Regions from separate parts of the Homo sapiens genome. Here region 2 is linked to region 1. Evidence: chromatin contacts called from ENCODE POLR2A ChIA-PET data. All regions are on one chromosome and are shown on one strand. Each heading gives the region's core, a stretch centred on a gene start or an enhancer-like site at or near the end of the contact. The rest is flanking DNA. Distances are from core to core; before and after follow the strand shown. Region 1 has its middle 4.4 kb from the start of TM4SF5. Region 2 overlaps MINK1 (misshapen like kinase 1).

What was found. ChIA-PET counts read pairs that join two places held with the same protein, here RNA polymerase II (POLR2A).
Region 2: POLR2A ChIA-PET joins it to region 1 with 10 read pairs in T-cell. The contact joins two enhancer-like sites. POLR2A ChIA-PET finds 5 or more read pairs at or near these places in 7 of 52 experiments (HEK293, HepG2, PC-3 and 4 more).

What each region holds. Positions count from the first base shown.
Region 1 is chr17:4,765,535-4,769,488 of GRCh38, reverse strand. No RefSeq gene overlaps it. Among named protein-coding and RNA genes, the nearest start is that of TM4SF5, 4.4 kb to the left of the region's middle. Within about 2 kb of position 2,593, at least 5 of the 41 ENCODE cell types and tissues checked have a DNase peak (open chromatin) inside an H3K27ac peak, as active enhancers do.
Region 2 is chr17:4,842,950-4,847,014 of GRCh38, reverse strand. All of the region lies in intron 1 of MINK1 (misshapen like kinase 1), which reads right to left. Among named protein-coding and RNA genes, the nearest start is that of MINK1, 12 kb to the right of the region's middle. Within about 2 kb of position 1,719, at least 2 of the 41 ENCODE cell types and tissues checked have a DNase peak (open chromatin) inside an H3K27ac peak, as active enhancers do.

The DNA of each region.
Region 1 (3,954 bases), core at 1,344-3,843:
TGATCCCCGCCTCGGCCTCCGAAAACGCTGGGATTACAGGCATGAACCACTGCGCCCAGCCTCTGTCCCTTTTCTTTAAAGATTTTACATTATCCTTTTTTTTTTTTTTTTGAGACAGGGTCTCTGTCACTCAGACTAGAGTGCCATGGTAAGATAATCATGGCTCGCTGCAGCTATGACCTCCTAGCTCAAGCTGTCTTCCCACTTCAGCTTCCTTAGTAGCCAGGATTACAGGCCCACACCACCACACTCAACTAATTTAAAAAATTTCTTTTGGCCGGGCGCAGTAGCTCACGCCTGTAATCCCAGCACTTTGGGAGGACAAGGTGGGCAGATCATGAGGTCAGGAGATCGAGACCATCCTGGCTACCGTGGTGAAACCCTGTCTCTACTAAAAATACAAAAAAAATTAGCTGGGTGTGGTGGCAGGCACCTGTAATCCCAGCTAGTCGGGAGGCTGAGGCAGGAGAATTGCTTGAACCCGGGAGATGGAGGTTGCAGTGAGCCGAGATTGCACCACTGGACTCCAGCCTGGGTGACAGAGGAAGACTCCATCTAGAAAAAAAAAAAAAAGATACAAGGAAAAGGGTCACATTGGATCCCACCCTAGATCACCTGACCCCCAGCCAACTCCTATGTGTGTATCAGTGAAATAAATGCTTATATTTATTTGACACTAAGACTTCGTCGAGGGGGATGGTTTGTTGCCCAGTAACAAGTTCCTAACACAGACCCCCTTATCTAGGCCAGGGCTGGTTGATTGAGGAACAAGTAGCTGACCCAAAGGCAGACATGTAGCCAGCGACCTGTGAGGTCTCTCGAGGTGAGAACTCCATCCAACAGAGGTACACTGACTGGATAATGACCAATCCACCGACTGGATCTTCATGATTGGGAAATGTGTCTGTGAGACAAGCTGAGACAGTCATCAGAGAGTGGGGTGGCTTCAAACTGAGAGTTGTATGCAAGAAAGAAGCAATCAAAAGCCAGAGGCAACTGACACCAGAAATAAGCAGAAGTCACAGCAAGAGAAGTGTATGGAGAATAGTTACTCTGAAACAGCGCCAGAGGGAGAAGCACAGGCACTGGAAAACTCTGGTTCCTCAGGAGGTGGCCGATGAGAGGTTGTCACCAGCACTAATGTTGAACTACCAGAGCAACTGTCATATCCCGAATAGTGGCCCTTCCAACCGTGGACCTGAAGAGGGGATTCAGCCATTGATCTGATGGACAGAGAGCAGGGCCAAGAGCTGGCCACCTATTTGTCTACAAGTTGCTCAAGCTGATTCTGAGAGATGGTGCCTCTTTTTTATTTTTTTTTAAACAGAGTTTCACTCTTATTGCCCAGGCTGCAGTGCAGTGGCGTGATCTCGGCTCACCGCCACCTCCGCCTCCCGGGTTCAGGAGACTCAAGTAGTTGGGATTACAGGTGCCCGCCACCACGCTTGGCTCATTTTTGTATTTTTTGTGGAGATGAAGACAGGGTTTCTCCATGTTGGCCAGGCTGCTCTCGAACTCCTGATCTCAGGTGATCCACCCACCTCGGTCTCCCAAAATGCTGGGATTACAGGTGTGAGCCACTGCGGCCAGCCAAATGGTGTCTGTTTTGAGGATGAATAAAGAGAAAAAAAATAGTTGTGTGGGTGGGGTGGTCCACAGGCATTCATTACATTATTTTTATACAATTCTGGATGAATGAAATAATGTTAATAATGTTAACAAAACATTATAGGGATTCTGAAAAATTTTCTCAAAACCAGGGAAGGGCAAATCAACCTGAAGACTGAAAGAAACAGAATCCTCTGGAGGAACATTTACTATAGGATTTGGAAGAGATTTCCAGGAAGATTTTTGATGACATCACTAGAATTCTCCTGGAACTAGGAACAGAATAACTTAAGAAAGAAAAGGCTGGCCGGGCGCGGTGGCTCACGCCTGTAATCCCAGCACTTTGGGAGGCCAAGCTCGGTGAATCACCTGAGGTCAGGAGTTTGAGACCAGCCTGGCCAACATGGCGAAACCCCATCTTCACAAAAAATACAAAAATTAGACAAGTGTGATGGCAGGCACCTGTAATCCCAGCTACTCAGGAGGCTGAGGCAGGAGAATCGCTTGAACCCGGGAGGTGGGGGTTGCAGTGAGCCGAGATCGCACCATTGCACCCCAGTATGGGCAACAGAGCAAGACTCCATCTCAAAAAAAAAAAAAAAAAAAAGGTCCAGGCTCAGTGGGTCACGCTTGTAATCCCAGCACTTTGGGAGGCCGAGGCGGGCAGATCACCTGAGGTCAGGAATTCGAGACCAGCCTGACCAACATGGGGAAACCCCGTCTCTACTAAAAATACAAAAATTAGCTGGGCATGGTGGCGGGTGCCTGTAATCCCCGCTACTCAGGAGGTTTAGGCAGGAGAATCGCTTGAACCCGGGAGGTGGAGATTGCAGTGAGCCAAGATCACGCCATTGCGCTTCAGCCTGGGTGACAGAGTGAGACTCTGGCTCAAAAAAAAAAAAAAAAAAATTCAGGAAACTGGCTTCTCCTAAGAACAAGAATAGAACTGGTGGAAGTGACACCACAGTTAAAACATCTGCACTAGGAGAAGACGTCACTGAGCGCAGATAGATCCACTCAGGTCAGTGGGTTGAAAGTTATACTGCACGGCAGGTAAAATATTAAAAGTCAGCTGACCATAGATTCATCCTGACAAAATATCTGAATTAAAGGATACATCTAGGCAGAATTTAAAAAGGCTACTTAGAAAGAAACAATAGTTGGTGTGGCCAGAGTCTTCTCTGAAATACTGAATGTCAGAGGACAAAGGAGTAAGGCAGCTGTGTCCACCAAAAAAGGTAGAACTATCATATACATGTCTAAGTTGCATTTTGTATGTTAAGGGCAACACAATTGCATTTCTGAGAATGTTTGGATTTCAAAATAACACTTTGGCTCCTTTTTTTTAGAGAAATTGTGTTGACTCACCAAGAGATGAAGTAAAATAAAAACCCCAAAATGGGGAAGTCTTGACGTAAGTCTAAATAAATTTCATATATCTGGTTACAAAACTGGATGCACATTTTGGAAAAAAATATTTTTCTTCTCTTTTGTTTTGAGTCAGAGTCTTGCTCTGTCATGCAGGCTGGAGTGCAGTGGCGTCATCTTGACTCTGCAACCTCAGCCTTCTGAGTTCAAGCGATTCTCCTGCCTTAGCCCCCCAAGTAGCTGGGATTACAAGCATGGGCCACCAGGCCTGGCTAATTTTTATATTTTTAGTAGAGACTAAGTTTCACCATGTTGGAGGGTGGTCTTGAACTCCTGACCTCAAGTGATCCACCTGTCTTGGCCTCCCAAAGTGCTGGGATTACAGGTATGAGCCACCACAACCCGGCCAGAGCCATTGTGCCCAGTCTCATTTTTTTTTAAAGACAGTGTCTCACTCTGTTGTCCAGACTGGTGTGCAGTGGCATGATCTTGGCTCACTGCAAACTCTATCTCCTGGGCTCAAGTGATCGTCCTGCCTCAGCCTGCCAAGTAACTGGGACTACAGATGTTCACCACCCACCATGCTTGTCTAATCTTTTTGTGTGTATATATGTAAATATATATATATATATTTTTTTTGAGACAGAGTTTCACTCTTGTTGCCCAGGCTGGAGTGCAATGGCGCAATCTCAGCTTACTGCAACTTCTGCCTCCCAGGTTCAAGCGATTCTCCTGCCTCAGCCTCCCTAGTAGCTAGGATTACAGGCATGTGCCACCACGCCCGGCTAATTTTGTATTTTTAGTAGAGACAGGGTTTCTCCATGTTGGTCAGGCTGGTCTCAAACTCCCGACCTCAGGTGATCCGCCCACTTCGGCCTCCGAAAGTGCTGGGATTACAAGTGTGAGCCACCGAGCCCAGCCATCATTTTGTATTTTTTGTAGAAATGGGGTTTCATTTTGTTGCCCAAGTGGTCTTGA
Region 2 (4,065 bases), core at 470-2,969, 78 kb before region 1:
ACACAACTAAGCTGCAAAGACTACACTTTGGACTCCACACTGACCAATCTCACACGAGATCTCTGTTTCTGGTGGGGACTGGGCAATGCGGCAGAGTCATGAGGCATGAGTATGGGAAGTCAGCTCTCACTAGCTCTGAGGCCTTGGCCGACTGCTGGCACCTTCTGAAATGTAAGATGGGGCCGAGCCTGTGGCTCACACTTGTCATCCTAGCACTTTGGGGGGCAGAGGTGGGAGGATCACTTGAGGCCAGGAGTTCAAGGCTACAGCAAGTTATGATCATGCCGCTGCACTCCAGCCTGGTCAACAGAGCACGACCCTGTCTCAAAAAAAGTCATAATAAGATGGCCCATAGAGGCTCTGCTTTAAACACAAACACTTCAATCACTTATTACTTGTATTGGCGATGGTGATGGGAACAACATCCAGGCAGACTGTAGGATAACACCTAAGGATGTTAGTGTCTCTAGGAGTCATCAATTGGAACATTCCTTCATTCAAACTTTGAACATTAGGGTGGGGTAGACTGAGACTCAGTCCAAGGAAAACAACTGACTGCCATTCAGACCTGGCTCAGCCTAAGAAAAAAGTACGCTTTAGACTGCAGTAAGAGGAATTGTGGTGAGAAGGGCCATTCGGTATTGGGCAGTTCCTGGAAGGTGTCATCAAATACATGCAGCTTCCTCTAAGGTTGTACAAGGAGACAGAGAAAAAAGACCTCATGAGTCCTTGAGTCTTCCCTTGATCCTTCCAATCTGACACTATTGTGAGGAAACGCAGAGGTCTTTTGCACTGCAGGCTTCTGCCTGGTAATGTAAGGGCACAGCCCACAACAGTGTACCCTAAGATACCACCCCAGCCTACCAGCTAGAGGCCTGTATTTTGACCTCTAAGACAGGGGGCTCTCCTGCCCTCCTCTCTTCCTGGGCCACCTGGAGAATAAGTGTGTCACTCCCTCCCTTTTTCCTCCTTCCCCATGAAGGTCAATGAGAAACTGTAAATAGCAAGGATGAGGGAAAGTGAGGAGGCCAGGGAGGCCATTGCATTCATCTGTGTTCTAAAATATCCAACTCAGCCACATGCGGTGGCTCACGCCTGCAATCTCAGCACTTTGGGAGGCCAAGGCAGGTGGATCACTTGAGGTCAGGAGTTTGAGACCAGCCTGGCCACCACAGTAAAACCTCCATCTCTACTAAAAATACAAAAATTAGCTGGGCGTGGTGACGCATGCCTGTAGTCCCAGCTATTATGCTTGGGAGGCTGAGGCAGGAGAATCGCTTGAACCCAGGGGTGGAGGCTGCAGTTGAGCCAAGATTGTGCCACCGCACTCCAGCCTGGGTGACAGAGCAAGACTCTCTGTCAAAAAAAAAAAAAAATCCAACTCAATTCCAGGTCATGCTTTGGGTCTGTCCAGGAGTATGAACACTAGAGGAATACAGAGCCTGACCTGGCTCTCAACTGTCGAGGCCTGGAGGTCCAGGAGGGTTGACCGCCCTTTAACACATGTACCCCTCACATACTAATACAGAAATGCTGTTACATTCTATGATCTTCATCCCCTAAACGACCTTATTTCCAACTTCCTCTAGCACCTACCCATCAGACCCCCAGGATGAGATGAAGTAAGAGGCTGAAAACAAGCAAGATGACGAACATGAGCATAGCAGAACCAGAACGCAAGTCATGGCTGGGGGGTGGCAAAAGGAACTGAATACGGAACAGAAACCCTTAACTTCTCTTGCTGCTGCCCAATCCTCTTGTGATTCCAGACAGCCATTTCATTTAAAATCCCTTTCAGAAGCCTGTCATCTTGCATTAGAGCTGGGAGGGGGGTTGTGTTCTGGGTTGGCTGATGATACATGGACTTCTGAGACATGCACCTAGGCGGACTCAACAAATATTAAACATCTGCTCGGTCAGACCCTCTGCTCAACTCTGCACACACAAAAGACAATGAGATGCAGAATGGTGGGTGCCAGGGGCTGGAAGGTGGAGGGTTCAGAGAGTCAGTGTTTAATGGGTACAGAGCTTCATTTGGGGAGGATGAAGAAGTTCTGGAGATGGATAGTGGTTACAGTTGCACAACAATGTGAATGCACTTAATGCCACAGAAGTGTACGCTGAAAAATGGTTATAATGGTAAGTCTTACATATACTTAATCACATTAAAAAACAACAACAACACATTTTTAAAGGGTGGGGGGAAATGAGACAGCCTTCCTCTCCTCCCTCTGAAGAGGCTTTCTTTTGAATTATTCGACTATCTTTCCTGCAGACCAAATATTCTGAAGTCTTCTGCATGTCCTCTTCATCATCACAGTGATCTACCCAGCGGCCCTACATTTAGAAATCTCTATTAGTTCTGGGTACGAGCCCCGTGGAGCTCTGTATTCCCAACATGTGCTCCCCAGTGCCAACCCACCACCTGTTCAGCTCAGGCTGAGGTCACTCACTCTCCCCACCTCAAAAAGACCCAGGTATACGAATAAAAGGTGTCCTCTATTAAGACACAGATCTAGAGGCCAAGTGCTCCTGGAGGGCAGTAACTATCTCTCATACAGACTGTCTCCAGCCCATGAAACAGGCCATATTCCAAAAGTCTCCAAAAACTTTACCAAGAAACGTTATGGATAATGTTTTAGTCCTCAGTAAGCCCACAAAGCCTGTTTACCATAAGTCACAGAAATATCACACATTTACAATTAAAACAGGCAGGCCGGGCACGGTGGCTCACATTTGTAATCCCAGCACTTTGGGAGGCCGAGGTGGGTGGATCACCTGAGGTCAGGAGTTCGAGACCAGCCTGACCAACATGGTGAAACCCTGTCTCTACTAAAAATACAAAAATTAGCCAGGTGTGGTGGTGCGCACCTGTAATCCCAGCTACTCGGGAGGCTGAGACAGGAGGATCTTGAACCTGGGAGGTGGAGGTTGCAGTGAGCCTAGATCGCACCACTGTACTTCAGCCTGGGCAACAGAGCAAGAGTTCATCTCAAAAAAAGCAAAAAGAAACCAAAAAACAGGCAGAAAACAATACCAGTTGCATGTAGTCTAGAGTGCCAGCTACACACTGCCCTCCTGTCCTCCCCTCAGTGCCCACCCCCAAATACCCACCGCCACGTGGGAGCAGGTCTCCCTCCAACAGCATGGCAGCCCAGGTTTTGGAGTCAGACTTGAGTCTGAATGTGGGCTCTGCTGCTTACTGGCTGTCCAACCTCAGGCAAGTTACTTAACTTCCAAGTTAATTTCTGTAAGCTTTGGTTTCTTCATCTTGCAAATGAGGATAATATTGTCCACCTCAAAGGGTTCTTGTGAGGGACAATGAGATTACAGAAGGAAAGAACCTACTGCACAGTAAGTGTTCATTACGGTTCTTATTCCAACCCCAAACACCCCCTTCTGAAATGAATCTGCATCATAATATAAATGACTTTATCACAGCAATCTTTGTTCCAAACAGAAGACAGACAGAAAAAGGACTTACTAGAACCAACCAACTTCCTTTTTTTTCTTTTTCTTTTTCTTTCTTTTTTTTTTGTGACGGAGTCTCGTTCTGTCGCCCAGGCTGGAGTGCAGTGACGCAATCTAGGCTCACTGCAACCTCCGCCTCCTGAGTTCAAGCGATTCTCCTGCCTCACCCTCCCCAGTAGCTGGGATTACAGGTGCCTCCCACCATGCCTGGCTAATTTTTTGTATTTTTAGTAGAGACAGGGTTTCACTATGTTGGCCAGGCTGGTCTCGAACTCCTGACCTCAAGTAATCTGCCTGCCTCAGCCTCCCAAAGTGCTGGGATTACAGGCATGAGCCACTGCGCCCAGCCCAAACCAACTTCTGATCCACATCCTGCCTGTTCCCCCTACCCTGCTTCGACACGTGGGGCTCAGGTAGTTTCCACTGTGAGGAATGACCTTGTTAAGGTTAGGCGGACTCTCTCCACCTCCTCCAAACCTTAGCTACCCAAGGCCAGGAGCCTACCAAGTTCTGCTCTCTTGACTGGGACTGGGAAACAGCGAGCTGTGGAAGGCAGCTCTGCACAGCTCCAGCTCATCCCGCTCAGCTGTGCTG